2 separate regions of the Homo sapiens genome follow, and region 1 is linked to region 2. A link is a loop called in an ENCODE intact Hi-C map of the cell type or tissue named here. Cell type or tissue: GM12878. All regions are shown on one strand.

Evidence for each region. Peaks named below come from ENCODE experiments on the same cell type or tissue, not always from the same donor. Only the 100,000 strongest peaks of a DNase experiment are listed, where the experiment ranks them.
Region 1: a loop joins it to region 2, with 4 times the contacts of the local background. A loop is called at or near these places in 6 of 110 quality-filtered maps.

Annotation. Positions count from the first base shown.
Region 1 is chr11:74,812,834-74,820,833 of GRCh38, reverse strand. It overlaps RNF169 (ring finger protein 169), which reads right to left. Exons shown (of 6, transcript NM_001098638.2): 4 at 3,120-3,238. Among named protein-coding and RNA genes, the nearest start is that of RNF169, 68 kb to the right of the region's middle. In GM12878, no CTCF peak of the experiment used is centred here; no DNase peak of the experiment used is centred here.
Region 2 is chr11:74,764,105-74,772,104 of GRCh38, reverse strand. The region is part of intron 1 of RNF169 (ring finger protein 169); the gene reads right to left. Among named protein-coding and RNA genes, the nearest start is that of RNF169, 19 kb to the right of the region's middle. RefSeq lists a silencer at 3,598-3,687. In GM12878, no CTCF peak of the experiment used is centred here; a DNase peak (open chromatin) is centred at 3,594; H3K27ac peaks cover 925 bases.

The DNA of each region.
Region 1 (8,000 bases), 49 kb before region 2:
CAGGCCTTTCTGAAGACTATGAGAATATTTCTGTTCTAAAATGGCAGAGATATTACTGACGCTTCTACCACCATTCTCCTTAAGCTCCACATTGCTTCTCCTTAAGCTATCTTCCTTTTCCAGCCATATTCCATTACTTTTAATAAGATTTGTCCTCTTAATAAGCAGGCTGGTAAACACTTGACTTGTTCCAATTCCTGAATCCCTCCCCAAACACACACACACCCCAGGCCATCATCAAGCCTTGCTGTTTCAACTCACTGCTTCATCATCTTCTCATAATCTCCTCTCCCTCAAGCCACTGTTTGACTATTCCCCACACACAACTTAAGTCTGATCTTTATTGTTACAACCTCCTAACGGCCCCCACCCCCTTTCTTTTCATGCCCTGGCCTCATTTCCTCCATCCTTCAAAACTCTGGTTTAAGCCACCTCTAGATATTTCCATTTTAGAGGAAGAATCTTAAGAAATCATAGAGTAAACCCCCCTGCCCTAGCTTGTAGGTAAGGCATAACTCTGCAATTTTACCTAGATGAGACTGAAGGAGAGCCAACTGATTTTACTCAAGGTCACAATGCTACTTCTTCCCTAAAACTCCACCCCTTAGTTCTCTGCATCTGCTTCTTTTCCTCAATCCTGAAGCTAGTATTCCAATATCACATCACTTATGCATCTGCTTGGTTTCTGTTACCTGAATGCTTTTGTATTTCATCTGTGAATTTTAAGGAAGGGTACCTATTTCCCAGAGGGTCTTCAGATTTCAATTCACTCTAACACTGGCTGGACATGTGTTTAGTATCTCTGACTCTGTCAGTAAGTCTCTGTCTATATCTGTCCTTATACATACACTGTATAGAACGCACAGCCACTTTAAGTCCCCTGATGTGCCACACTCTGATCCACCAGAGACTCAGGCTTAAAAGTATCTGCACGTTAGAAAACAAAACAATGTAGCTACGGTTAATTTCTACTAAGTAGAACACAGATCTTTCTTTTATAGCATCTATAAAAAGTATCAATATAAACTATTGCTAAAGCATTCGAAGGCTAAAAAGCAACTTCATAACATAAAAATTTTATCAATGTGGTCACTAGACTTCCCCCTAAATCCCATATTAATCCTATGGAATCTAATCTAAAAAACAGCCATCAGCCAATCTAAGCTCCTAGAGCCCTCCCTCCTAGAGGCCCTCTGCTGCATGTTTGACAGTCAGTTCTGACAAAGCCCCAGTTTAACCTACCAACAGGCACAAGGCCTGTCTTATTCAAACATTCCACAAATATTTACTGAGCCCTTACTAAGTGCCAGACACTGTACTAAGTATTATAATGATGAACAAGATGCTATCCCTGCCTTTGATGAGTTTAAAGTCTAGAGGAGAAGGTGAACAGAGGCAGCATGAGGATCTATAAGAAGGTATGGAGTACAGTAGAAAGAGCAGTAAACTCAGAGCCAAGAAGCCTCAGTTCTAACTCAGTTTCCTCCTGTTTTAGCAGTCTAAGATTTGGCAAGCCATGTTCTCTCTCTGGGCTTTAGTCTTCCATTTATAAAACAAATGGACTGAATAAGATGATATTTAAGGTCCTTTTCAGCTACAAGAGTCCATGTTCCAAGAGAAGATAAAAATTGCAGCAGCAGCAGCAGCAATATTCACTGAAGACTTAGCATGTGCCAGAATCTTGCTAGGAACCATTTACTTAAGATTCCATTTTGTATGAAATGGCATTACCGGCATTACTACATCACTTTAAAAAAAAAAAAAACTGGAAAGAAGACTGGTTTGATTATGTTTCTTTGTATGGTTACACTCTATTTACAAGAAGAATCTGAAGTGATTTACAGTACAAATACATAATGACAAATAAAGACATTAAGTAATCCATGTAAGAAGGGTAGAGCAGAAATTATTTTTTAAATAATTAGGCAACAGAGAGAGCTCCTGTCTCAAAACAAAAACAACAAACAAACAAAAAAGCCCCAAAATGAAAGGGTCTGGGTGTGTATTCACAGGAGCAGCAAGAGAGAGAGATCTACTAAATAATACTGGTGGAAAGGAAGAGTTGAACCCTAGAGATAAGGGTGAGCAATACCAGCTTTAAACAAAACAGGAAATGAACTGGGGTGAAGATTGTTTCTTTGGCCAGACACAGTGGCTCACACCTATAATTCCAGCATTTTGGGAGGCTGAAGCATGAGGACTGCTTGAGCCCAGGAGTTCAAGACCAGCCTGGGCAACACAAGGAGACCTCGTCTCTACAAAAAACGTTTTAAAAATTAGCCAGACATGGTGGCACACAGCTATGGTCTCAGCTATTCAGGGCTGAGATGGGAGGATCATCTGAGCTCAGGAGATTGAGGCTACAGTGAACCATGATTGCCCAATTATACTCCAGCCTGGACAACAGAGTGAGACACTGTCTAAAAAAAAAAGATTGTATCTTTACATCTGTATATTAAAACAGAGCACGGCATGTAGCAGCTGTTCACAAAATGTCTGTTGAATGAATGTATGCATGAGTCCTCCTTCTTTCCTCCATTTCTTCTTTGCTTCCCTTCCTTCCTCCTATCTATTCATCTTTCCTTTCCTCCACCTAGCCCTTCATTATCCTTCTAGCACCCATCATCTATCCAATTCCCTCTTCCTTTCCTTCCCAGGGCCTACAAAGTCTAAAGGATCAAGAGATTCCTTGACAAAGGTCTTAAAAACTTTTCAGTTTGCTCTCTTGAAACCTATAAAGATATATTTTAGGTCTAGGCATTGAAAAGAAAATCAGTTCTGCCCTCACTTCCTACTAAGTCCAGAGGGAGAGTCTGTGCATATTGTCAGACTGAAGAAGACTTTGTTGTTTCCTCCCAAGATAAAAGGGTCACACTTTGCAGCACAGCAATTAGCACAATCCTATCCTGAGGATATCAGAAAAGGGGTGTTACTTTTCCTGAAAAATTCAGGTCAGCCCTTTTTCCCTAGTCCATATTTGAAAACCAATTCCCACCTCTTTTCTCCCCTTCCACCTCCCCACCAAAGTAGCCACAACAAATACCTTTGCTCCCCCAGTCCCTTTTATCTCATACCCCAAAACCAAAGACCCCTGACTGAATTCAGCATCAGTCTCTTACCCTGCCAGGAAAGCTAAGGAGTAGGAGTTGTTCTTGGAAACAAATGCCGAGCGATGTGTCTGTGTCATCTGGCCTCGAGAAGGTTCTTCATTCTCTGAATCTGAGAGACGTGCAGGACACTGGCAGGGAGACAAGGGAGACAACACTGTCCATTTGGAGTTCCCAAGGCATCTACTCTAGCTATAGGTTCAAATCTCTTTCTCTATGTCGCTTCTCTGTGAGCTCCAACCTATGTTTCCAACTGCCTCCTGGAGATACCAATCTCAAATGTGGTTCAAATTCAATATATCCAAAATCAAACTCACTATATTTCTCTTCTGTAAGCCCCATCACCAACCCATCTAGAAAACTAAATGCCATCTATTTCTGTCCCTTACTTCTAATTCATAGTAACATTTGGATAGTGGCTTTAGGTACTCCAACACTTCTAAATATTTTATTTCATTTACTGTTTATGTCACTCCCATTAAAAGCAGGATGATTATCTGTCTTTTACAGATAGCAAACTGAGGCTCAGAGTAGTTAATTTTCCTAGAATTACAGGGTTAATACATGGATAAAACTAGTTCTTAAATTAAGAGCATTAGTCTCCAAATTGTCTCCATGCTATTTCCACTCTATTCTATTCTACTTCTAGAAAGTCTCTCAGATCTAACTCTTCCCATTTATATTCATGGTCATTGCCTTACCTTAGATTCTTATCATCTTTTGCCTGGACTACTGCAACAATCTACTTACTGGTCTCATTCTCTTCAGGCTTTCTTCTCTCTAATAATACCCTCCACACCATCAAGAATTATCTTTCCAGCAATCACTCCCCTGCTTAACGGCTGGTGACTTCAGGGTAAGGTCTAAATGCCTCAGCCTGATACTACAACCTTCACAAACTAGACTTAACCTTGTTTCACAGCTTTTCCCCTACCAGTTCCCACACATGGAACTCCCTGAGCTCTAGTACAACCAAACTACTTTTTACTCTCCACACGTACCACAGTCTTTCAAAACCTCTATCTACCCATTTGGATATGCTACACCCTTTGCCTAAAATTCCGTCTCTGCTCTCTGCCTATAAAATACTAATTGGCCTTTCAGAGTCATCTAAAATATCACTTTTTCTGCAAAGGCTTCCAAATTATCCTAGAGTTAGTTTTTCCATCTTGTTTATATCCATTCATTTATCGTTGTTTTACTTTGGAGTCCCTTTTTAGAGTCTTTCCAATTACATTAGAAACATCTTAGAGGTATGTCTTTAACATATAATGTAATGAAGTTTTGCCTCATTATTAAACATGAGAGTCTTTTTCTTTTAATGGATAGCAACTAATCACACTGAACTGTAGCTTCTTATTTAGGGATCTGTTCTGCTTTATGCAATGAGCCCTGTGAGAGCAAGTGACCATCTTTTTAAAAAATTTCCAATACTGTTACATAGTAGATAAATAAGAACTGTCTGCTCAGCTGATGATTAACCAATTATCTAATGATCAAATGATTATCAAAGTAAGAGTTGTAGATGTAGGCACGCAAGGCATCATATGGCTCCGAGTACCCTGCATTCCTGAAATGCTTTGTTTTTCTCTAGGCTGACAGGCACAGCGACACAATAGACTATATTTGCTAACAGCTGGCCTTTGAGAGAGATTTGAAGAATTACAATTTACAGAGAGGCCTTTCAATTTTGTAGGGTATCATTCCTCAGAGAACTCTGTTGTACAAAATATTCAATGAAGAAACTTTAATAGCACCAACCCATTATCAAATTTTATATAATATTCTCTTCTCAACTCTAGAAAAAAGATAAGCTTTGATACCAATAGACTCAATAGGGAATAATGGCAATTTCTGTCTATATAAACCTCTCTTCATAATTAAATCAGTACCAAGTAAAAAGTGTTCAAATCCTAGCTCTGTCAGCTATCACTGTCACTGTGGGTTAGTTGTTGCTTTATCTTCCTGAGCCTCAGTTTCCTCATCTGTAAAATAAAGACTACTCTACTATATAGATTGTGACAGGCCATTAAAAATACCTAGCGTACATTAACTAACAAGTAATAAGTGCTCAAAAAGATAGATTTTATTTGTATTAACTTCAAAACTATTAATCTTTTAAGAAAAATTTCCGTTTTATAACAGATATATGCCAAGTTCCTTTTTTTTTGGAGACCGAGTTTCACACTGTTGCCCAGGCTGGAGTACAGTGGCACGATCCCGGCACACTGCAACCTCCGCCTCCCGGGTTCAAGTGATTCTCCTGCCTCAGCCTCCTGAGTAGCTGGGATTACAGGTGCCCACCATCACACCCGGCTAATTTTTCTATTTTTGGTAGAGACAGGGTTTCACCATGCTGGCCAGGCTGGTCTTGAACTCCTGACCTCAAGTGATCTGCCCGCCTCGGCCTCCCAAAGTGCTGGGATTACAGGTGTGAGCCACCGCGCCCAGCGCCAAGTTCCTTTCAATTATTGCAAAATAAACTACATTACAAATATATAACTAATTGTTCAGACAAAAGCTCTCCCACCCCTCTACATTTCTATTCCCAATATTTACCCCTCATCTTTCATCTTTGATAAAAATAAGCCCCAAGGTACTATGGATTCCTAAAATGGTACAAAGCATGCATAAATTAAATCCTTGCAGTGACATCTAAAACAATGTTGTACCTAAAAAAAAGGAAAAGAAAGATAATACTCAAAGTTGGCAAGATGTGAGGAAATTAGTTTAGTACTCCTCACATACTACTGGTGGGAGCATAATAAACCTATAATAAATATAAACCTTCTGGAGGGCAACTGTAATAAACACCAAAAATGTTAAAAAGAACACTCTTTTTGACCTGGTCACTCTACTTCTAGTAATTTATTCTAAGGAACTAATAAGAAAAAAATGAGACAAATGGATTCCATCACAATGGTGTTTAAGATAGCAAAATATCAATAAAAGATTACTTAAATAAATTCTACAATCAAGAATATTATAAGACCACTGAATAATGATGTGGATTCTTTATTTACACACACAAAAACAGGCCGGGCATGGTGGCTCACACCTATAATCCCAGCACTTTGTGAGGCTGAGATGGGTGGATCACTTGAGCCCCGGAGTTCAAGACCAGCTTGGGCAACACAGTGAGACCCTGTCTCTACAAAAACAAAAACTTGAAAAAAAAACTAGTCAGGCATGTAATAGGCGCCTGTGGTCCCAGCTACTTCAGAGGCTGAAGTAAAAGGATCGCTTGAGCCCAGGGGCTTGAGGCTACAGTGAACTATGATCACACCACTACACTCCAGCCTGGGTGACACAGTGAGACCCTGTCTCAAAAAAAAAAAAAAAAAAAGGCAAGAAAGAAAGAACACCTACAATTTATTTTTTTTGTTTGTTTGTTTTTGAGACAGAGTCTCACTCTGTCACCCAGGCTGGAGTATAGTAGCATGATCTCAGCTCACTGCAACCTCCACCTCCCGGGTTCAAGCAATTCTCCTGCCTCAGCCTCCCAGCCTCCCAAGTAACTGGGACTACAGACACGTGCCACCATGGCCAGCTAACTTTTGTATTTTTTATTAGAGAAGGGGTTTTGCCATGTTGGTCAGGCTGGTCTTGAACTACTGACCTCAGGTGATCTGCCCACCTCAGCCTCCCAAAGTGCTGGGATTACGGGTGTGAGCCACCACGTCTGGCCAATACCCACAACTTAAGATGAACTAAAACAGGTTATAAAACAGCATCTAGGCCGGGCGCAGTGGCTCATGCCTGTAATCCCAGCACTTTGGGAGGCTGAGGCGGGCGGATCACGAGTTCAAGAGATCGAGACCATCCTGGCTAACATGGTGAAACGCCATCTCTACTAAAAATACAAAAGATTAACTGGGCGTGGTGGCACGTGCCTGTAGTCCCAGCTACACAGGAGGCTGAGGCAGGAGAATTGATTGAACCTGGGAGGCAGAGGTGGTAGTAAGCCGAGATCACGCCACTGTACCACTCCAGCCTGGCGACAGAGCGAGACTCCGTCTCAAAAAAGAAAAACAGTATGTATACTAGGTTACATTTTCTGAAAAGAAAAACAATATATGGTGTGTATTTATATGTTCTTAGAAATGAATGTATCTATATGTTCTATATGTTCATATGGTACATATCTATAAGGATATGTATCAAAACGTTTATAGGGCTCATTTCTAGGTTGTGGGATGACAAGTAATTTTTCCCTTTTTGTTTTCTAGTCTTTAGTATAACCATAACTGCTGTATCCAATTGTTTTCTAATAATTCGCATTATTATTGGATTAAATGTACCATAACAAATTGTAATAAATTAAACACTGTGCTCACTTTATTTCTATTCTAAAAAAATAACAGATGATAATCTGCTTCTAGAGTAAGCTCCTTCCTCCTTCCATTCAAATTTAATTTCATAAACATGTATCAGACACTTCCAATGTGCAGGGTACTACAGGAGATTTAAATGGATAAGACATTTCCTATACTCAACAAACTTACAATCTAGTAGAGAAACACAAACACAAAAAACCATGATGTAAAGGAAAATGACAGAACTCTTGTAAAAGTTACAAAGTGGGGGTTTGGGGGAGTGGCTGATAGAAGTGGAGAAACAGAAGAGGAACTCCTATAGGCTTCATGAATGTGATAGCTTTTGAACTGGACATGGAGAGATAAATAACCTTCCAACAGGTAAGCTGGATGGCATTTCAATGAGATGAAAATTGCAAGAGCAAAGACCTTGAAAAGGGAAAGCACAGTGTATGTATTTGGGGGAAAGCAAATATATACTCCTTAGAGTTTTGGGGTATAAGCAAGGATGAAAACATAAGCTAGAATCACACTGAGGGCCTAAATGTTGGGGTGAAGAGTCTTCATTTAATTTCAC
Region 2 (8,000 bases):
AAACTTTCTATATTTTCCAGACTAGTTTATACATCAAAGCATTTTCCACAATGCTGAATACAGAATGAGTATCCCTTATCTGAAATGTTGGGGACCATCAGTGTTTCGGACTGTCTTTGGATTTTTTAGTATTTGTATATACATAATTAATTATCTTAAGGATGGAAACCAAGTCTAAATACGAAATTGATTTATGTTTTTTGTTTTAAATTATTTTATAGAGAGAAGGTCTTGATGTTGTCCAAGCTGGTCTCGAACCCCTGGCCTCAAGCAATCCTCCTACCTCGGCCTCCCAAAGTATTGGGATCATAGGCATGAGCCACCATGCCCAGCCCATTTATGTACCATATATACCTTATATACACAGCCTGGAGGTAATTTTGTATATTTTATTTTTTTTGGAGACAAAGTCTTGCCCTGTCACCCAGGTTAGAGTTTAGTGATGCAATCATAGCTCTCTGCAGCCCCAAACTCCTGGGCTCAAGCAATCCTCCCACCTCAGCCTCCTGAGTAGCTGGGACTATAGGTGTGCACCAACATACCTGGCTAATTTTTTTACTTTTGTAGAGACAAGGGTCTCCTTATATTGCCCAGGCTGGTATTGAACTCCTGGCCTCAAGTGATCATCCCACCTCAGCCTCCAGAGTAGCTGGGATTACAGGCACAAGCCATAATAGCGACCAGTTAATAATTAAAATAGTTTTGTGCATAAAACAAAGTCTGTGTTAAGTACTTATATGTAGAATTTTCCACTTGTCATGTCATGTCAGCACTTATAGTTTCAGATTTTTGGCACATTTTCGATTTCAGATTTTCAATTAGGGATGTTCAATCGGTAGTAGACAGAGCCAAAGACTCAAAAGCAAGCCAAGTCCAAGACTATATAAAACTAGCCCAAATCTACTTTAAGTGATGGCAAAAAAAATTACTACAACTAGTATTTCCCCAACCAGTAACCTTAATGTTAGTATGACTAAGTATCAAAAATGCACATGGAGGCCAGGCACGGTGGTTCACGCCTGTAATCCCAGCACTTTGAGAGGTCGAGGCGGGGGGGATCACCTGAGGTCAAGAGTTCGGGACCAGCCTGGCCAACACGGTGAAACCCTGTCTCTACTAAAAATAAAAAAAATTAGCCAGACATGGGGGCACTGGCCTGTAATCCCAGCTACTCGGGAGGCTGAGGCAGGAGAATCCCTTGAACCCAGGAGGCAGAGGTTGTAGTGAGCTGAGATCGTGCCACTGCACTCCAGCCTAAGCAACAGAGCAAGACTCCATCTCAAAAAAAACAAAAACAAAACAAAACGAAAAATGCATGTGGTAACGTGCAAAAACAGGAAGAAACAATGGGTAAGAGAAACCTGCAACTGTAAGGTGAAAACATACTGATTTAATTCATTTATTATAGAATTCTGTTCTTCCTAGTCATTTATCTAATGAAAACACACTAGCCAAGAGGCTAAACGTATGCCAAGTACTGTGTAACACAGGAAATAAACATACTCATGTACATTATTCATGGAGGAACTGCGAGCCATTATTTTGAAAAAAATAGCGAGCTACTGGTAGATATGTTTAGATGTCAGTAACCATGTATCCCCACAATTTAACAGTTTGGGGGATATCTTTCATATCTACAGCTAAAATGAACAAATGGCCTCAGTAATACTAAGCCTGGCCTCTACCTTCTCCTATGAATTATAATTCTTATATCCATAACCTGCTTTCTACCAAGATGAGATAAATATTTCCAGCCCCTTGAAAAGCTAGTGGCAATTTATAAGCAAACTGGCAGCTTACTGTTCCTGCAGTATACATCAAAAAAGAAATACGATGGCTATCGCTTAGACTCTCAAGTTCTGCCCAAGGCCCAGGAATGGGCTCTCCAAGAGTACCCTGAACTCAAATTCTGAGTAAAATCTGTTCTGCTCTTGGTTCTTACAATTGTACTTTCCCTTTTTCATGCACTCTATTTCCTTCCTTTCATTATCAAACTGTGAAACAGTAGTCTAAAGCCAGGTATGGTGGCTCACACCTGTAATCCCAGCACTTTGAGAGACTGAGGCAGGAGGATTGCTTGAACCCAGGAGTTCAAGACCAACCTGGGCAACATGGTGAGACCCTGTATAGTACTAAAAATACAAAAAATTAGTTGGGCACGGTGGCACATGCCTGTAGTCCCAGTTACTTTGGAGGTGGGAGGATCGCTTCAGCCTGAAAAGTAGAGGCTGTAATGTGCCATGATTTCATCACTGAACTCCAGCCTGGATGTCAGAGGGAGACCTTGTTGGGGGGTACAAGGAGAGTAGAGTCTACATTGGCTGATTGTTTCTTCATTTCTCACTCAAGCTATTGAAATGACTCCTATCTTCCGTACTTTTACTTATATAAATGGCATCAAAGGATACATATTCTTTTGCAACTTTTCCTTTTGCAAGTATTTTTTCCAGATTTATCCATGTTGATATATACCCAGTTCATTCATTCTAACAGCTGTAGAAACTAATTTATCCCTTCTCCTATCAAAGACAACTGTTACTACATTTTCTAGTACTACAGTGCTGTAATGTGAGCATCATTGTGTGTGTGCATATGTACACAAGAGTTTCACTATGGCACACACCTATTAATGGAATCTCTGCATAGCAAGGAATCTATCTCTTCAACCTTACTAGATATGGCCAAACTGCTCTCCAACGTGGTTGTATGGCAACTTATACTCCTCCAGCAGTATATAGGTGCTCATTATTTATAATTAATCAATTACAAATTATAGCAGTCTGATGGCATATCACTGGTTTAATTTGCATTTCCCTGATTGCTAATGCTGTTGCGTATCATTCTAGATGTTTACCAGACTTTCAGTTTCCTTCTTCTATGAAATGCCTATTCAAATCTTCTCACCATTTTTCTAATAAGCTATCTGTCATCATAATGATTTGTAGTTCATATATGTTGGATATCAATCTTTTGTCAGTTACTTCACTGCAACTATCTTCTCCCAGCCTCTGGTTGGTCTTCTTACTTAATCTCTTTTTCTGTTTCTGGTGTGTTTGTTTTGTTTTGTTTCTTTTGAGGCAGGGTCTCGCTTCTGTCACCCAGGCTAGAGCACTCACTGCAGCCCGAAACTCCTGGACTCAAAGTATTCTTCCACCTCAGCCTCCTGAATAGCTGGGTCTACAGGCACACCCCACCATGCCTGCCTAAATTTTTATATTTTTTTGTAGAGACAAGGTCTCCCTATGTTGCCCAGGCTGGTGTTGAACTCCTGGCCTCAAGCAATCCTCTCACCTCAACCTCCCAAAGTCCTGGGATTATAGGCATGAGCCACCACGCCTGGCCCAATTTTTAACTTTAATGTGGTCAAATTATCAATCTTTACATTTTTTGTTTGTTTGAAAGCCTTTCTCTACTCCATTTTCATAGAGATAGTCCTAGCATTTTCTAAGTTTTACAGTTTGACCTTTAATCCATTTACAACCTTTTTTTTTTTTTTTTAAGACAGAGTCTAGCTCTGTCACCCAGACTGCAGTGCAGTGGCGTGATCTCAGCTCACTACAGCCACCGCTTCCCAGGTTAAAGCGAATCTCCTGTCTCAGCATCCTGAGTAGCTGGGACTACAGGCATGCGCCATCACGCCTGACTAATTTTTGTATTTTCAGTAGAGACGGGGTTTCCCCATGTTGGCCAGGCTGGTCGCAAACTCCTGACCTTGAGTGATCCGCCCACCTCAGCCTCCTGAAGTGCTGGGATTACAGGCGTGAGCCACCATGCCTGGCTCTACAAATAATTTTTTGCATATGGTGCTAAAGATCTATTTTTTTCTCTAAGGTTAGCTAACCACCCATGAAAAGTAAAAATGACACCTTTACCCTAGTGATTTGTAATGGCCACTCATTATCCACCAAATTTAAATATATGAGGGCATGTTTCTATGCTCTTTAATTTTAACATTAATTATTCAACCACCCTGATACCAATACTTCACTGTCTTAATTAACATGGCTTTAAACAGCTTGATATTTGAGAAAGCAAATCCACCCATCGTGTTCTTCAAAATGGTCTTGACTATTCTTGGCCACTAATCATCCTTATTGATAAATTCCACTTAAAAAGCAAAGACAGTGGCTGGGCACAGTGGCTCACACCTGTAATCTCAAGACCTTGGACAGGCCAAGGCAGGGGGATATCCTGAAGCCAGGAGTTCAAGACCTGCCCTGGCAACATACTGAAACCCCATCTCTATTTTTAAAAAATAAAAAAGAATGGGGAGGCCGAAGTGGGCGGATCACGAGGTCAGGAGATTGAGACCATCCTGGCTAACACGGTGAAACCCCGTCTCTACTAAAAAAAAAAAAATACAAAAAATTAGCCAAGTATGGTGGCGGGCACCTGTAGTCCAAGCTATTCGGGAGGCTGAGGCAGGAGAATGGCGTGAACCCAGGAGGCGGAGGTTGCAGTGAGCCAAGATCGCGCCACTGCACTCCAGCCTGGGCGACAGAGCGAGACTCCATCTCAAAAAATAAATAAAAATAAAAATAAAAAAGAATTATCCAGACGTGGTGGCCCGTGCCTGTAGTCCCAGCTACTCGGGAGGCTTGAACCTGGCAGGTGGAGGTTGCAGTGAGCCAAAATCACGCCACCGAACTCCAGTCTGGGTGACAGAGTGAGACTCTGTCTCAAAAAAAATAAAAATAAAAAAAGAAACTTTCTCCTATTCCACATGTTCTAGTTTTTTTTAAATAATAAATGATAAATTTTGTCAAATGCTTTTTTAAGCCATCTATTGCAATGACCATATAGTTTTACTCTCCTTTAGTTTATTAATATGGGGAACTACATTAGATTCCTAATGTTAAGCCAAACTCCTATTCTTTGAATAACTGCTACTTGGTTGTGATTTTTTAAAAATATACTACTCGATTCAGTCTGTGTTTCACCTGAGATTTTAAAAATCTGTGTTCATGCCAGGTGTGGTGATTCATGCCTGTAATCCCAGCACTTTGGGAAGCAGAGGCAGGAGAATTGCTTGAGGTCAGAAGTTAAGACCAGCCTGGGCAATACAGTGAGATCCCCATCTCCACAAAAAATAGAAAAAAAGAAATAAAAAGACAAAAAATAAAAATCTGTGTTCATGAGAGTGGCCTGTACTTTTCCTTTCTCATACAGTTCTTGTGTGATTTTGTTAACTTGTGTGATTTTGTTATCAAGTTGTAAAAGCCCCCAAAACAAGTCTGGAAACGTTTTATTTATTCCCTGGAACCATCCATCCTTCAATATTTGGGTAACCCATAAAACCATCTGTGCCTGGTACTTCTTCAATGGACAGAATTTCTTCTTGCTTTTTTTATGGAAAAGTTTCAAATATATTATTAGAGAAACCAGTATAATGAACTACCACAGATCATCCAGCTTCAGCAATCAATCATTAGCAATCTTATTTTCTATCCTCCCCTAATCAATACCTGCTCCCTATCTCCTGGAACAAATTTGAAGTTATTTTGAAGCAAATCCCAGGCATCATATCATCTTAGCTATAAATATTTTTAACATCTAAGAGAAGGATTATTTTAAAATATATAACCAGAAAACTATTGTCACACTAAAAATATAAGTCTTTAATACCAACAAATATCCAGCCGGCATTCAAATTCTCATCAAATGTTTTCATACAGTTTTTTCAAATCAGGATCCAAGTAAGTTCATACACTTAAACTGATTGTATCTTTTAATCCATGAATCACCCCTCTGTTGCTTTTTTCCTAATTTATTTGTGGAAGAAAGTAGGCCATTTGTCCCACAGTTTTCCCATATTCTGCATTTTGCTCATTGTGTCCACGCGGTGGTATTGCTTTGTGGGGAGATTTTACTCTTTGCTAATTAGTTACATTTCTAGTCATACTTTCTATTTATTCTTGAGTCAGCTGCCATGTTACACTTTTCCACAAAACTATTTTATCCAATTTTTCAAATTCATGGGCAGAAAGTTTTCCATATTCTATATTTATAGGTTTTTTTAAATCTTCATTATATCTATAGTTGTATTTTTTCATTCCTAATATTTATGCCTTTTCTTTGATCAATCTTGCCAGAGGTTAGGGTTATAGATCTTAATCTTTTCAATGAATTAGATTTTGGCCTTGCTAATTCTTTTGTTTTCTATTCCATTAATTTCTGCTCTTTATTCTTTCCTATCTTCTACTTCTTTTGGGGTTAATCTGCTGTTACTTTTTTTAACTTCTTCAGTTGACCACTTGGTTTTGGGTTTTTTTGTTTTTGTTTTTGTTTTTTTTTTTTTGAGATGTTGCCCAGGCTGCGGTTGTTGCCCAGGCTGGAGTGCAATGGCGCAATCTCAGCTCACTGTAACCTCCACATCCTGGGTTCAAGCGATTCTCCTGCCTCAGCCTCCCAAGTAGCTGGGATTACAGGCACCCACCACCACACTTGGCTAATTTTTTGTATTTTTAGTAGAGATGGGGTTTCACCATGTTGGCCAGGCTGGTCTCAAACTCCTGACCTCAGGTGATCCACCCGCCTTGGCCTCCCAAAGTGCTGGGATTGCAGGCGTGAGCCACCGCACCCGGCTGGTTTTGTTCTTTACCCACGTTATTTAAATTTTGTTTTTTTCAATTTCCAAACATGGATTGGAGGGGGAATTGGTTATATTTTCACTATTAATTTCTAATTTTATTATACTACGGTCAGATAAGATATCTTATATATCTTTCATATGTGTCGAAACTTCCTTTGTGCCTAAATGAATCTAGGAAAATTACGTAAATGTTGCATATTAGTTTAAAAAGGATGCATGTTCTCTAATTTAAGTGTATGGTTCTACATATGTGTAGAGATCAAGTTATATATTGTATTTCTTTTCAGGATTAACCCCATTCGTTGAGACAGGATCTCGCTCTGTCACCTAGGTTGGAGTACAGTGGCACGAACACAGCTTACTGCAGTCTTGACCTCCTGGGCTCAAGCAGTCCTCCTGCCTCAGCCTCCTGTATTGCTGGGACCACAGGCGCACACCACCACATCTGGCTAACTTGATTTTTAGTAGAGACAGGGTCTCATTTTTTTGCCCAGGCTGATCTCGAACTCCTGGACTCAAATGATCCTCCCACCTCGGCCTCCCAAAGTGCTAAGATTAGGCATGAACCACCGTGTCCAGTCTACCTGTAAATGTTTAATGTGCATCTGACTTAAAGCCTAAAGTTGATCAATATCTCTGTCTTCCTATTGAACTACGTTACGTATAGACAGAACTTTAGAAATCTGTAATGAGAATCACTTTTCTCCCCGCTTACATTTTATCTTTGCCTAGTATTTTAGTTTTACCTTGGTTTTAGCCCCTACAAATCAGTGATAATTATTTTGTTTTATACAGTCAACACTGGCTTAGTCTACCTACTGACTTCTTTCTTCATCACAACTTCTTATATCCTACTTTCTCCCCTAAGTTACATTTCTTTCTTCCTGCACTATATGCTTTAGGTTTATAATAAGTTCTTTTAGAAACACTGTGGTAAATTCTCTTTTTCCTGTCTGAAAATATTTTTATTTTTGCCCTTACTTTTTTCTTCTTTTGAGATGGAGTTTTGCTCATGGTTGCCCAAGCTGGAGTGCAATGGTAGGATTTTGGCTCACCGCCTCCTGGGTTCAGCGATTCTCCTGCCTCAGACTCCCAATGATTACAGGCATGCGCCACCACACCCGGCTAATTTTTTGTATTTAGTAGAGACAGGGTTTCAACATGTTAGTCAGGCTGGTCTTGAACTCCTGACCTTGAGCGATCCGCCCACCTCGGCCTCCCAAAGTGCTGGGACTATAGGCGTGCGCTACCGCACCCAGCGCCCTTACTCTTGAATAACTCACCTGAGTATGAAATTCAGATCTCTCTCAAGGCTGAAGAAATTATTCAGTTTTCTTCTGGTCTCTCTTGTAGGTTAAAAGATATATGCTCTCAGTCTGATTATTGCTCCTCTGTCTTTCATTTTTGG